Linked DNA regions of Mus musculus: region 2 is linked to region 1. Evidence: chromatin contacts called from ENCODE Hi-C or POLR2A ChIA-PET data. All regions are on one chromosome and are shown on one strand. Each heading gives the region's core, a stretch centred on a gene start or an enhancer-like site at or near the end of the contact. The rest is flanking DNA. Distances are from core to core; before and after follow the strand shown. Region 1 holds the start of Gimap3 (GTPase, IMAP family member 3). Region 2 has its middle 9.4 kb from the start of Gm7932.

Region 1 (6,945 bases), core at 2,649-5,148:
TTCTCTGCCTAACCTGGGAAAGTTCCCAGAAAACCAGGAGCAACTGTTCACCAAGGAGTAGGAGTGCACTGTGGGACCTGTTTGGGAGTGGTGGGCTGCCCCCAGTAAGCAGAAAGAAAAGCTAAGTCCTAAGGCTGCATAGTCAATGTGCTGTGCTCCTGGAATCTACAGCTTCCCTGTTTCCAGTTCAATCCTGGGATTAGAAACACCTCGAGGGTGTCTTTCTTTCAGGCCCTTCCTTTCCTTCTACCCTGTTCTTCACAAGCCTTTCTGATCCTTGTCCTACCCCACTCTACCTACCTCTTGTACCAGGTTAGGGAGAACAACTTCCCAGCTTTTTTACCAGGAAGAACCTATACAGACCTTCCAAATTCAGGCCCCTGCTTGTCAAAGCTTTTGAGTATTTCCTTGACTATGTTCCAGGAGTAAGGTCTTGTATTAGTCTGGTTCTGTAGAGGAACAGAACTTAATAGAACACACACACACACACACACACACACACACACAATAGAAAAGGGATTTATTAGAATGGCTTACAGTCTCTGGTCCAGCCAGTCCAACTATGCCTGTTTACCAATGGGAAGTCCAGTAGTTGTTCAGTCCATGAGTCTGGACATCTCAGATGGTCTGTAGTATACACTGGAATCCTGAAGAAATATGCTCTAATGCCAGTGAAGGAATGCACTTGACAGTGAGAATGAGAGTAATGAAGCAAAGAGAGCAAGCTTCCTTCTTCCATGGCTGCCAGCAGATGGTGTGACGGTATGACCCAGGTTAAAGGTGAATCTTCCCATCTCAAGGATCCAGATTAGAAATTGGTCTCCCTTTAAAACAGTTAATTAAACAAGCAAAAAACCCCTCATAGGCGTGCCCAGCAATTTGGTTTTTACTTAATTCTATATGTAGTCAATCCCATATGTAAGCAAAATGAAACGAAAATATCCAACATTAGCCTCAAAATGAGTGTCTAAAGAATGTCTAATTAGCCAGGCAGTGGTCACACCTTTAATCCCAGCACTTGGGAGGCAGAGGCAGGTGGATTTCTGAGTTCAAGGCCAGCCTGGTCTACAGAGTGAGTTCCAGGACATCCAGGGCTATACAGAGAAACCCTGTCTTGAAAAACCAAAATAAAATAAAATAAAATAAAATAAAATAAAATAAAATAAAATAAAAAGAATGTCTAATTACAGAACCTCAGGGTCTCTGGTGTGTCACTTAAAAACACTTTTTGAAACAAATGGATTTTCTAGATGTTTTCTAGCTCTTCCACATATGAAACCGTCCAGAGACCAACTTGACAAGAAATATAAATTAAAATAAATATAAATTAAACTTTAATTTCAACACTGGATGCCAGGATCCAGCATTTAGCCCAGTAACTTTCAGCCTCCAGACACCTGCAGGGCTCAGGCATTCTGTCCCTCCATGGTCATGTGAGCCAGTTCCTAAAGCAAATCTCTGAATCTGTTGTTTCCATTGCCCTGGAGAGCTGAAGTCCATCAAAGCCAAGGCTCAGCTGAAGCAGAAAGATGCAGAGAACCAAACTCGACCCTCAGCTTTGCTTTGTTCTCTTTGTAAGAAAGAAGAGGAAAGGGTTGAAGCTCAGTCCTGAGGCCCTGTGGAAGCCCTGAGCGGCTTACACGTCTGTGAGGGGACTGACTAGGTTGAACAACACTGCCGATGAAAGAGCGAAGGTCACACTACCACTGCTTCCTGTACAGCTCCCTGGGCTGTGCTCCTCAGCGTATGCTGATGGGTGGGGTCTGGCGCCCCTAGGTGCTTACCAACAGTCTCTCAGGCAGGAGTACTCATACAATGCCTTTGGCCAAGCAACTGGTGGCAGGTCATTCCTCCAAATTGAGAGCCTTAAACTGCTGCCATCTCAGAATCAAGCCTGAGGAGAAAGAGGAGCGAAAGCAAGAGTGGAAACATTGCTTCTCAAGCCTTTTTCTTTAGACATTTTTTTTTCCTCTCCAGTGCTTTCTCTAGTCTGAACCCACACAGTTCCAGCAAAATGACTGTCACCTTGCTGTTTCTCATCTGTACCCCTTTCCCACGCGGTCCCCTTCATTTTATGCTGGGCCACCATTTTTTCAAGACAGCAGTGTGCCCTGTCCCCACCCACTAGGATCCAAGTGTCAGCCCACCCCTACCACTCCACCACTTCACCCACACACCTGTCAGTCCTTTCGTTTATTTTTTAAGAAGTCAGTGTGTGTGTGTGTTTGTGTGTGTGTGTCAGTTATTTCTGGCCCTTGGTTGAACCTTGGAGCTAGCAAAAGTGGAAGAGCTCCCCATATCTAAGAGGCCCTCCCCTGGCAGTGCTTCCCTCATGCAGGACTGGAAGAGACTGGAAGAGGGCATGGGCAGGCCACACTTAGAAGCACTGTGAGAAGGTCACAGACTTGTGTGTTGGCCTTGTGCAGATTATCTTGGTCTCATTTGAGAAAACTGATAATATCATTCTTTCTTTCCCATATCCTTCACCACAGCATCTTGAGAACAAACTGTCCTAATGGGGAAAATGTGTCATGCTGTTATGAGGGAAAACCAGTGTGCAATGGTCATGGGGTCCTTTCCGGGAATAAAAGCTTTACTGCCTGCAGCTTCATTCTGTTTGCTTTGACTGGTCTTTAAAGAATGTATTACTTTATCCAAAACAAACAGCAAATGCTTTCTGTGAACAGATGAACCTGAGTGAACGCACACCTTTAATCCCAGCACTCGGGAGGCAGAGACAGGCAGATTTCTGAGTTGAAGGCCAGCCTGGTCTACAGAGTGAGTTCCAGGACAGCCCGGGCTACACAGAGAAACCCTGTCTCGAAAAACAAAACAAAACAAAACAAATTCCCTCCTGCCCAGCACTGTGAATGTTCACCAAGAAAAAGAAAAGTGATGGGAAAGAAAGAAAATTAAACCTGCAGGGGACGGGGAGATAAGATAGCCAGTCCAGCCACTCAGTGAGTACTGGATTCAGTGAGATGATACGCCAATAGATAATTTAGCCAGTCAGAGAGTGCAGACCACAGTCAGTGATGGAAAAAGACATCTGGTGTCCCTTTGCTCTCCAACATCGAGGAACCCAAGGCTCTGGGGAAGAGCCTGGGGTTGTTCTTATCCATTGATAGAGTCCTGACCCCGACTGGATAAAGCGAATGCTAGTCAGACAGCTAGGGTTCCTTCTGGACGATGGGTAGTGTATGAACTTCAGATCACCCATGGGGCCCACGTTCCATCTTCCTGCCACAACTCTAATTTCCCAGCTCACAAAACCCGGTCTGATGCCCCGTCCCAAAGACTGGTTCCCCTCCAGCTGCTCTCTGGTTCCCAGACACTCAATACAAGCCTGGCTGACAGCTCTAGGGAAATTGCTTTAGAAGCTTGTCTGCTCCCTTTCGCCCTTGGAAAGCAAGGAGAATGTCTAAGAGTCCACCTCTCCTGAGTCCTCAGTGGTGTGTTAGCCTTGTTCTGTGAGGGAGAAAACTCACTGATGTTCCACAGACAAGACTAAAAGTCCCTGGGGAACAGGAATTTCTCTACAGTCTATGAAAAAAGATCAGTTGTCTTTCCCTTCAGGTTGACACTAATTGTTACTGGTAGATTTAAGGGTGAGCAGGATAGAAGAACACCACACACACACACACACACACACACACACACACACACACACACCACAAGATCCCTGTTACCTGGTGAGTTCCTGAGGATCTTTCCATTCAAGATCTATAGCCACTGTGGAGCTACCTTCCAGGCCTAGGCAGCCTCTCACATTGGTTTGTAGTCTTTCGTAAAAGTACAAGAGCTACAAGAGGTGAAGGCCAGCTCACAAGATCTGTCTTCCAGGGGGAGGAAGACGGTGTCTCCTGAGGGGTGGGAAAGGGTGATGTACATGAGTTTCTCTGAAAAGGGGTGCTCTGAGGGCCACTGAAGAAGGCAGCCAGTGGAAAAGGTTGATTTAAAAAAAAAAAAAAAGTTCTGCTTCCTGCTCCACCCTCATCGGCCACACCACTGAGATGTTTGTGTACAAAGTATTCTCTATGGGCCTAAGAGAATCTAGAAGTCTAAAAGCATGGGCAACCCAAGACTCTAGCTTCTGCTCCTCCTCACCAGGCAGACAGCATGCATCTCTTCTGCTCTGCTGTTTACCTCTGCCATCCGGAGGTAGCTTCTTAGATGGAATTTGAGGTGGCAGTTGAGCCTAAAGTGGCTCTCTCCAGGGCCCACTGGACAGATCAATAGCTATCATGCTTGAGCCTGGCTAAGGTACCCTGGCTTCTAGGGAGAGTATGGGAGAACAAGGCTTAGGTTTTCTCACCTGGGCAGACCTTGTCTCCACAGAAGCCATGAAGCTAGCTACCCAGTCTATAGTATGGTTTAGGCAAAGCAACAGCACTTAGTGGAATCCCAAGTCCCTGTGCCTCTGCCTGCTGCCCTGCAGGACTCAGGATCCGGAGTGAGCCAGGTCTCCTCCCTGGAGGAGTTCCACTTAGCCGTGTGTTTGAGTTCAGATCACTTTTTTATTCACTTGCTGTTCTTTTCCGCGTATGAGTGTTTTGCCTACATGTATGCAAGTGCCCTCTGCACATGCCTGGTGCTTGCAGAAGCCAGGAGAGGCTGCTGGATCCCCTGGATCTGGAACTATTAACACTTGTAAGGCTCCTTAACTACTGAGCCATCCCTCCAATCCCAAGTTTGGGTGATTTTTTTTTTTTTTTAAACAAAAGAATGTTCAAGGAGGAGAGTGGGATATGGGATCTATTTGGGTGAAATGAATATAGATGTTGTTCCTATAACCTGCATGTTCATATCCTTAGCTTTTTGTTTTGTTTTGTTTGTTGGTTTTTTTCGAGACAGGGTTTCTCTGTGTAGCCCTGGCTGTCCCGGTCTGTAGACCAGGCTGGCCTTGAACTCAGAACTATCTGCCTGCCTCTGCCTCCCAAGTGCTGGGATTAAAGGTGTGAGCCACCACTGCCTGGCTGTTGTTTTGTTTTGTTGTTTTAATTGACATGTATGCTCTTGTGGGTTCCTGAATCCACCTCAGCTCCTGCAGTGTGATTTCTTCCTCACAGAACTCAGGGATTGTTTGGAACCTTTTCTCACTGCAGCTTTCTGGTCCACGCCTCCAAAGGGAAGGTGCATCCTGCTGTGAAGGGACGGTCAGCAGGAAAGGAAGCCAGACTGCAGCCAATGAGAACAAGAGCCTGAGGCTCAAAACTGTAGGAAGGGAGTGGGAACTGGCGTCGACGTCTTGCAAACACTGCCCCCTGCTGGTTACCTGCTGGTTTGCTGTGTTCTGTTTTGCCCAGTCTGGAAATATTGAACAGTGGTTTGGGGGAGTTGTTTGTTTATTTTTGATGTGCCTGAGCTCGCACGTGCACATGCTCCTGAGTGAACACAGGAAAGCCAGAAGACTGACTGAAGGTGTCTTCTATTACTGCGATACCCTATTGCCTTGAAATAGGATCTCTCAGTGAATTCTTGATTTCTACTAGGTTGACTGCCAGGAGCTCTAGGACCTGCCACTTTGCGCCCGATGCTGAGATTACAGGCACAAGCAGTCATGCCCAGATTTTTATTTGGATGCTGGGGATTCCAACTTAGGTTCTCATGCTTGCACATAAAAAGTTCTTACTCACTGAAGGCTAACCGTCGCCTCTCAGCCTCAACAAATGCTTTCCTTTTGACTTGCTACTCTAGAGAGCCCTCCTTTCTCATCACCTTGTTTAAAACCATGCTGCTGTACCCACACGAGAGTCCAAACACGAATGCCTATGGCAGATTTGTTCACAAAGCCCATCCAAATGCAGAGACAACTCAGATACACTTTAGTAGGTGGGTGTGACACACCCGGGCAATGGGAACTACAAAGAGATGCGTTAGCAGGACACATGGAGCCTCAGAGGGAACGTATATACATGCTGCTACGTGAAAGAAGCTGATCTGGCAGGGCTCTGTGCTGTATAGCCACAGCTCTGTCGCATGCTGGAAAGGACAACTGTGAAGATCACCTGTGGTCAGGGACTTGGGGAAGTAGAGGGAGAAATGAACAGTGAAGTCAGAGGAATCTATGCTAATGAGATATTCTATCTGACCTGTGGGTTGCTGTTATCACCCACTTGTCAGGACCCACAGGATGTCAAACACCATGAGTGACCCCTGCTGTAAAGCTACACACTTTAGTTAATAAAATACATGAATACAATTCCATGGACAGCAACAATACTCCACTAATGCAACATGTTACTGATAGGAGAAACTGGTAAGGAGAGCATGCCCCCTCTGTACTTTCTGCTCAGATTTTCTGTAAATTTAAAACTGCTGAGGATGGAGAGATAACCGCAGTTGAGACCATCAGCTGCTCTTTCAGAAGACTCGAGTTCAATTCCCAGCACTCACAACCATCTGTAACTCATCCCAACATTTTCTTCTAGCCTCTGCAGGCACTGTAGCACACGGTGCACATATACATTGCAGACAAAACCATTTATACATATAAAAGAGAAAATATAGGTTAAATGAATTTTTAAGAACTTATTTTTAATAAAGTTAATTAATTTAAACTCAGCAGAGGATAAAAAGGGATGAGACAGGGCAAGAATCAGAGTAAAGGAGGTGAAATAGAGAGGGGGGTTGAAAAGGGATGAGAAGAGGAAAATAAAGGGTAGGAGAGCAATGGTCGCTCGTACTTGACAAATCAAAGCCTGTAAAAGCATAGCGAGAGATAGCCAAGGTCACCAGCTGGCAATGCTGGTGGGAGTGCTGGGAGAATGTTTATTTTATTTCTGTGTGTATGAATATGTGATTGTGTGTGCACATGAGTGAAGGTCATGCCAGAAGAAGGTATTAGGTCCCCTGGAGCTGAAACTGCAGAAGGCCGTGAGCTGATGTGGGGTCTGGGAACCAAACTTGGTTTCTTAGGAAGACCAGAAAGTGTTCTTAGCTGCT
Region 2 (6,945 bases), core at 3,282-5,781, 81 kb after region 1:
TCTTACTTCAAAGGAGCTAGAGCAGGGTCCTCAAGTGAAGGTATAACCTCCCTTCAAGCTTCTACAACAGGCGTCAGGCAAACCTACCTAGTGGTCGGCAGGACTGACCTGGGCAGAAGGTGTGTCTTCAGAGCACAGGGACAGCAAGCAGTGAGCTGCTGGCAGAGGCTGGCATTGTTCCCCAATCTTTATCTTCTCTCTTTTACTTGTAATACGTGCCCTGGATATTGATAGTGTACATTACTTCCCAGGATAAAGACTGTGTTCACCAACTTCCTTTGATGAGTTGATTCTAGTAAGCAGATTAGGAGTTAGTCGTATGTTCACCTCCTGTGAGGCACACATAGGCAGTATCCCCTGCTCTCCTTTCTGGCCCTGGAGCAGCCACATAGGTGATTTTGCAATGGCAAGGGAAAGCATGGTCTACACAGCACATGGATTGTGCGGGGCCCAGCTAGAAGTCAGTGTGAGAGAGAAACTTGTATTCAAAGCCAGAAACCATTCTGAGCAATGCATTGTTACCTCACAGAGTGGCAGCTAAGTCCCATTGTAGACAAAAATCCATCATTAAAAACAAACAAGCAAACAAACAACTGTTGAGCTGGAGAGATGGCTCAGTGTTAAGAGCACTTGCTGCTCTTTGAGAGGACTCGGGTTTAATTTTCAGTACCTACATGTATAGAGAGATTTCAATCCAGCAATGTAGAAGTGGGGCCTTGTACTTCCTCCCAGCTCCATGCTCCTAGAAATAAGACTCAGACTCAAAATATATTTACAAATTTCTTGGCCATATAGCTAGGCTCTTCTCTGCCTAGAATCATAACTTAACCCATTTATTTTAATCTACACTCTATCACAAGCCTGGTTACTTGTGCTCAGGTACCATGTGTCTGTCTCCTCACATCTTTCCCAGATGAATTGTCCACACCTAGCTCTACCCCAGCATTCTTTCTGCCTCCTGGATGTCCCATCTTCTATTCTACCTTTTCCTACAGACTGGTTTTTACACTGACAGGTGATGAATCCATACAATATACAAGATATTCTCTCTACACAGCAACTTGGCTACTCTGGTTAGAATGCAGAAACACCCTTAGCACACGCCTTCTTAATCCCTCTGGCTGGAATACAGACATGCCTTTAGTACACATATTTATTCCCAAACAATGAAGGTAATGTTACATTGTAGATGTCTAAATGGGTGGCAGACAAAGTGACAAATCAGAGAAAGATTTGACAGAATAGGATATGCCCAACTTTCATGAGAGCAGAAAGGAAGGCAGCATAAGAAGTAGCAGTATGGAGGAGGATGGGGAGGGGGAGGGGGAGGAGGAGGAGGAGGAGGGGAGGAGAGAGAGAGAGAGAGAGAGAGAGAGAGAGAGAGAGAGAGAGAGAGAGAGAACAAGCTAGACACAGGTGAAGACAAAACAAGCCAGAGACTGAGGAGCCAAACGATTAGAACATACTGCCAAAGTTAGTATGAGGCCATGCAGAGCAATTCAGTCAAAGGCCAAGAGAGAAACCAGATTGAATCAGTCAGCTTGGAGAAAGAGCTTGAGCCAGAAGAGCTGAGTTGAACCAGCCAACAGAGTTCAGAAAGAACTAGGAAGGGTGAGCATATTCAGCAAACAGTAAGTCTCAGAGGCTGAACGAATTCTTGGCCTAGAGTAGATTGTATGGAGGGTAGAGGCTTCTAGGACTGGAGTGTAGAGGCTTCCAGGACTAGGGCTAGCTTAGCAGACAGGGGCAATAAACCTCAGAGATGACATTTATATCAGAAGAAAAGCTACATTTACATACAGAGTAGCTCACAGTTCTAAAGGACCCTCTTTTGTCTCCTGTAGTCACCAGGCATGCACTTAGTGAACACACATACACACCGGCAAACACATATAAAAATAAATAACTAAAATTTAAAACATTAAAAGTTTAGTGTCTTCCTAAGAAGGATCCACAAAGCATATCAGATACAGCGCATGGCATCTGGGTATGGGCCTTAGCAAAAGCCAATGGGAAAAAGGTAAAACCTAGAATAAACAGGTCAGCGGAAGACGTGTGACTCTTATTCCACTTGACTGGTCTCCATCACATGCATGATCCTCCTTATCTACCATCTGCATTCACTGAGGACATTCATATTGTTGCACAGACATGTCCTTCAGTCTTCTCTAGTGTGACAAATGAGAGGCCAGCCCTGATGCACAGATGCCCACATACCCTCCAGTCCCTAATGCAGCTTCAACAGCCACTTCAAGTCTGAGTTCCTAGCTCCCTAGGCCAGCACTTAACCTTGCACTGCTCTGTCTCCAGCCACAGAGGCTCCTGGGGAAGCTGAAAATGTTCTCCTACCTTTGTTTAAGAATAGTGACCTTTCTAGAGTCTCTCAGCTGTGTGCTCTTTCTCACTGCTTCAAAATCGAAGGATGTGTTGCCTTTACCTATGTAAGCCACAGCCAAAGGGAAAAGGCAGAGGGATATATACCATGGGAGTCAGCACAGTGGGTTCCTTGTTGCAGGGGTGGGAAAATGAATAGGAAAGGGAGGAGACTGACTTATGGAATCACATAGGGGTCTAGAGTCATGGCCTCCCCTTCATTCTTAACCCAGGAAATGTGTATGTGTCATTAACAAAATGTGTACATGTTTATACCCTTTTCTGCATGAATGCTATAATTGCAGTGCAAACCATACACTACAACTTCCTGTGTCCATTTAATACCAAAATTATAGAAGCAAGGACTTGTGGGGAAGTTTTTCATTGTGTCAGGTAACATATACCTGCTCAGCAGTGTCTTGTTGAGCGTTCTCCAACACAAGAACATTTCAGAGTAATGCCTGGTCACTGCCAACGGCAGAACTTCTGATAAGATAGTTTCTGATGATTGTCCTCAAACATACAAATCACTACAATATTTATAGTTGGCTTGATTATTGTCAGCTACAACAGAAGGAGAAAAGAATACTGTAAGCACCCTTGGAATTTGTGTTTTATTTCTAATGGATCATGATTTTATGAGGACTTAAAAATACAGACACTCAAACATACCTACAAAATCATAGGAAAGACTAAGCTGACTAGAATAGCAGATAGCCAAGCGAAGATTTAGCAGAGCACCAAGTGAAACATTACAATGCCAGGAGTTAGTATAAACCTTTCACCAATGACTCAGTGTTAATGGCCTCAGTCTTTTGGAAAAAGAAAACAGGCCAGTACGGCCATAATAAAATCTAGCTAATTAGACTTCAAAGCAAAATTAATCAGAAGAAGAAAAAATCAAGAGAAAATTATAATTCTAAATATAGAAGTATTCAAAATCAGTTAACATCAGCTAATCTTATAAAAGTGAACAATCTGGCTGTAAAGCTACAGACTGGCCTCATCACCATAATAATCTACGGCTTCGCATCCTTCTTGTACCAATAAACTCATCATCTTGAACCAAAGAAACTAAACCAGCAAGGAGGACACAAAACCCGTGTGTTGATCAAGGGAACAGATTCGTTGATCCAGACATAAACTCATGAAGTAGCAGCCTCCTGAATTTTGACAGAGATTGAAAAGTATATACAATGGAGAAAAGACAACATCTTTAACAAATGGTTCTGGAAAAGTCGCTATCCATACAGAGAAGAATGAAGCAAACTCCCTGGTCCACATCCTTGTACAAAAATCAACTGAAGATGTGAAGACCTTAACAGAGGATCTGAAACACTAAACCTATTAGGGGAAAACACTTCAAAATATAGGTATTGGAGAAAACCTTTTGGAAAGGGTTCCAATAGCTTGGTAAATAAAACCAAGAATCGACTGAGATTGTCTAAAATTGAAAAGCTTCTTTCACAACAAAGAAAATAGCAGAGTAATGAAACAACCTATAGAGTAGGGGAAAAGATTGCCAGATAAACATCTGGATTAATAGTTAAACTATAGCTCTCTTATTCCTTTGTCCTCTCACCTCTCTTCTCTCACTTCTCTCTCCTCTTCCCTTTCTCTTTGTCTTCTTCTCTTCTCTCTTCTCTCTCTCTCTCTCTCTCTCTCTCTCTCTCTCTCTCTCTCTCTCTCTCTCTCTCTCTCTTCCTCCTTACTACCTTCTCTCTTTCCCTTGCATTTCTATAATAAAGCTCTTAAACCATAGAGTCTCTGCTCTGCTACTTCAAGTTCCGCTGCGCACTCTGGTCAGTGTTGGGAACTTCTTCCCTCTTCCCTTTCTCCCACAACCCTGGTGGCTTTAGCAAAGTAGCTGGGGGGGGGGGGGGGCTGTCCCCAGGGGGCTGCCCCTTGACCACCCTCTGAAGAGTGGGATAGAGGAATGCCCACCCAGGGATGAGTGGATAGGGTAGGTAGCAGCCTACCCACGCCTGGCTGATCAGAGAATAGGGAAACCCTGGTGGGGTGTGGGCATCTTTTTCCCTCCGCTCTTCCCCAGGGACCCCCCCCCCCCTTTATTTTGTTCCCAACAACTGGTCGCAGAGGGATGGTTACGCCATCGGCGCGAGACAGAACCAGCTGAAGAATGCTTCGCACAGAGACCTACAGGAGATCTCCTAGTTTCCGGAGACTGTGAGTGATCGAGTTCAAAAACTTGGCCTTTTTCTTTTCTCTCTCTTTCCAAAGTGTTCCTGGCCAGCTCTGTAGCCCCTCCCCTCTAGCTCTTGGCTTTAACCTCGGCGACTAGCGGCTGGTGTGAGGTCCCCTTCCCATTCTTTGTTACAGGTTTAACTACAAGAGAGTTGGTTTTCTGACTTCTGTAGCCTTAACTTGCTCCAGGTAAGCCCAGCTGGGCAGTGATTACAGCTGCGTGGGCCGAGCCGGGCCAAACAGCGAAAACTCTCCCACTTAACCCAAAACTTTCCTTGCGTTAGGCTTTGTCTGACCAGTTGGGCAGTTCCTGTTCAAAAACTTTTGCCTCTTCCCTGAATTCTGCTGCTCCCTCCCCGCCACAAGCGCGCGGGAAAGTGCGGCCCATGCCGAGATCCGGCCCAGCGTGGCTAAGTGATGCTTCGCCGCGGCTGGCCAACACTTAACCCTTCACTCTCCAGTTAAAAAAAAAAAAAAAAAAAACGAGAGGATACCCCTCCCCCATCCAGATAAGCCAGCGAAAACTGCATTGAAGCAGTGTCATCCTACAGGAATACCTGAATCGTGCCTTTAACCAAAAAATTTTCTTGCTTCTTTTTCTAAATACTCTTTTTTCTCTCTAGTATTCATCATATATGGCCAAAAATTCTTTCAACTTATTTAAAATTTCCTTTTAGGTTCAAAACCATCCAATCTTTAATTAATAACCGGTTTTCTTTTACAGAACTGTTAACTGCCTACTCCAGTTACACAATTAACATGATATTTTCTTCTTTAGCCGTCCACAAGGGACTGGGATGTGCTCTTAAGCAAACCGTTGCAGGCATAACTTTTGCTATCCACACTATGCAGATATCCTGTGCTGGTGTTCTGCTCCTTTGTTATAATTACTCTACAGGTCTATCTCCACATGAGGCCTGCTGCCCCAGATCCACCTGAGACAGCACCATCTACTGAGACTTACAGAAGAAAGCTGCCTTCCTCCAAAAATCTCATCTGACTGAAGGCTCCCGAGACAAGTGCTGAACCCTATAGAAGACAGACCTGGGACCTTCGAGCTACAGATGGACTCTTTTTGCTAAAGCTAAATGGCTGTTGAACTTTGGGGAAAGTTATATGATAGTGAGGAAAGCATAATGTCTATCTAGATTAACTAATTGCTGTTCAAAAATAGATGGTTTTTTCCCCTCAAATTGTACTACCCATGAAACAACTGACTGATTGTACAATCTTTTGCCTTCTCAACTCAATCTCTTGCCTTCTCAACTTTTACCTTAACTCTCCTTACTACTTTGGCCTTGTTCTGCTATTTCTCTAGACTATATATTTTCTTCCGATACTTCCATCCACTCTAAATTTTCACAGTCACAACAGTGACCCCGCCCCTCGCAATTTTTTTTCTAATAAAAAAAGAGGAGGAATTGTGGGGAATGCAGGCTGGTCTCCAATGAGGTCTGAACTCCGATGGTCATAATTCACCTACATGACACGGTAGGTGTTCCCTCATGCTCCTGGAACTCCGGCCCCTGCCTAAGGTACCACCTCCCACAGCCCCCACAAGAGAAGCATGGTCAGTAGTCAAGTAAGCAATGTCCTAAGCTTCTGACCTTCAGGCTAAACTCCTCCCCAGTTACCTAGCAACAGTGAAGACTAGAAAAAGGAGTGCTCAGCCCACACCTCACTCTCTTATTCCTTTGTCCTCTCACCTCTCTTTTCTCTCACTTCTCTCTCCTCTTCCCTTTTTCTTTGTCTTCTTTCCTCTCCTCTCTCTCTCTCTCTCTCTTCCTCCCTTCTACCTTCTCTCTTTCCCCTGCATTTCTATAATAAAGCTCTTAAACCATAAAAAATAGTTAAACTATATAAATATTTAAAAGATTAAATGCCACCCCCAGAAACAGCTAGTGGAATGAACAGTCTCTCTCTCCTTGAGGGGTGGAATAAGACAGGATTCTCTGTGTCAACCTGGTTGTCCTAGAACTCACTCTGTAAACCAGGCTGGCCTTAAACTCAGAGATCTCTGCCTGTCTCTGTCTCTGCCTCCAAGTGCTGGGATTAAAGACTTGTGACATCACCGTCTGGCTGAACAGACAGTTCTCAAAAGATGCTCTATAAATGATCGGTAAATGTCAAATGTTGAATAACTTAGGCACCAGGGAAATGAAATTAAAGTATATTGAAGGGGCTAAGTGTTCTTCATTTTCAACAAGACTCATTGCTCTTGCAGAGAACCTGAATTTGGTTCCCAGCACCCACATCCATCCTTGGACTCCCAACTGTCCTTAATTCCAGCTCCAGAGAGTCTTGCTCCCTCTTCTGGCCATTTGCATATGTGCACGCAAAGCACTAATACACATAAAGTAAAATAAA

The links. Hi-C counts contacts between places; a loop is a spot of excess contacts on that map. ChIA-PET counts read pairs that join two places held with the same protein, here RNA polymerase II (POLR2A).
Region 2: a loop to region 1 is called in a map of v-Abl transformed pro-B cells, with 3 times the contacts of the local background. The contact joins the enhancer-like site here to the promoter of Gimap3 in region 1. A Hi-C loop is called at or near these places in 2 of 37 maps with a recorded cell type or tissue (both v-Abl transformed pro-B cells). POLR2A ChIA-PET finds 5 or more read pairs at or near these places in 2 of 5 experiments (Patski and embryonic stem cell).

Annotation. Positions count from the first base shown.
Region 1 is chr6:48,766,953-48,773,897 of GRCm38, forward strand. It overlaps Gimap3 (GTPase, IMAP family member 3), which reads right to left and starts at 3,899. Exons shown (of 5, transcript NM_031247.3): 1 at 3,690-3,899; 2 at 1,785-1,894; 3 at 538-824.
Region 2 is chr6:48,847,465-48,854,409 of GRCm38, forward strand. No RefSeq gene overlaps it. Among named protein-coding and RNA genes, the nearest start is that of Gm7932, 9.4 kb to the right of the region's middle. Within about 2 kb of position 4,532, at least 1 of the 3 ENCODE cell types and tissues checked has a DNase peak (open chromatin) inside an H3K27ac peak, as active enhancers do.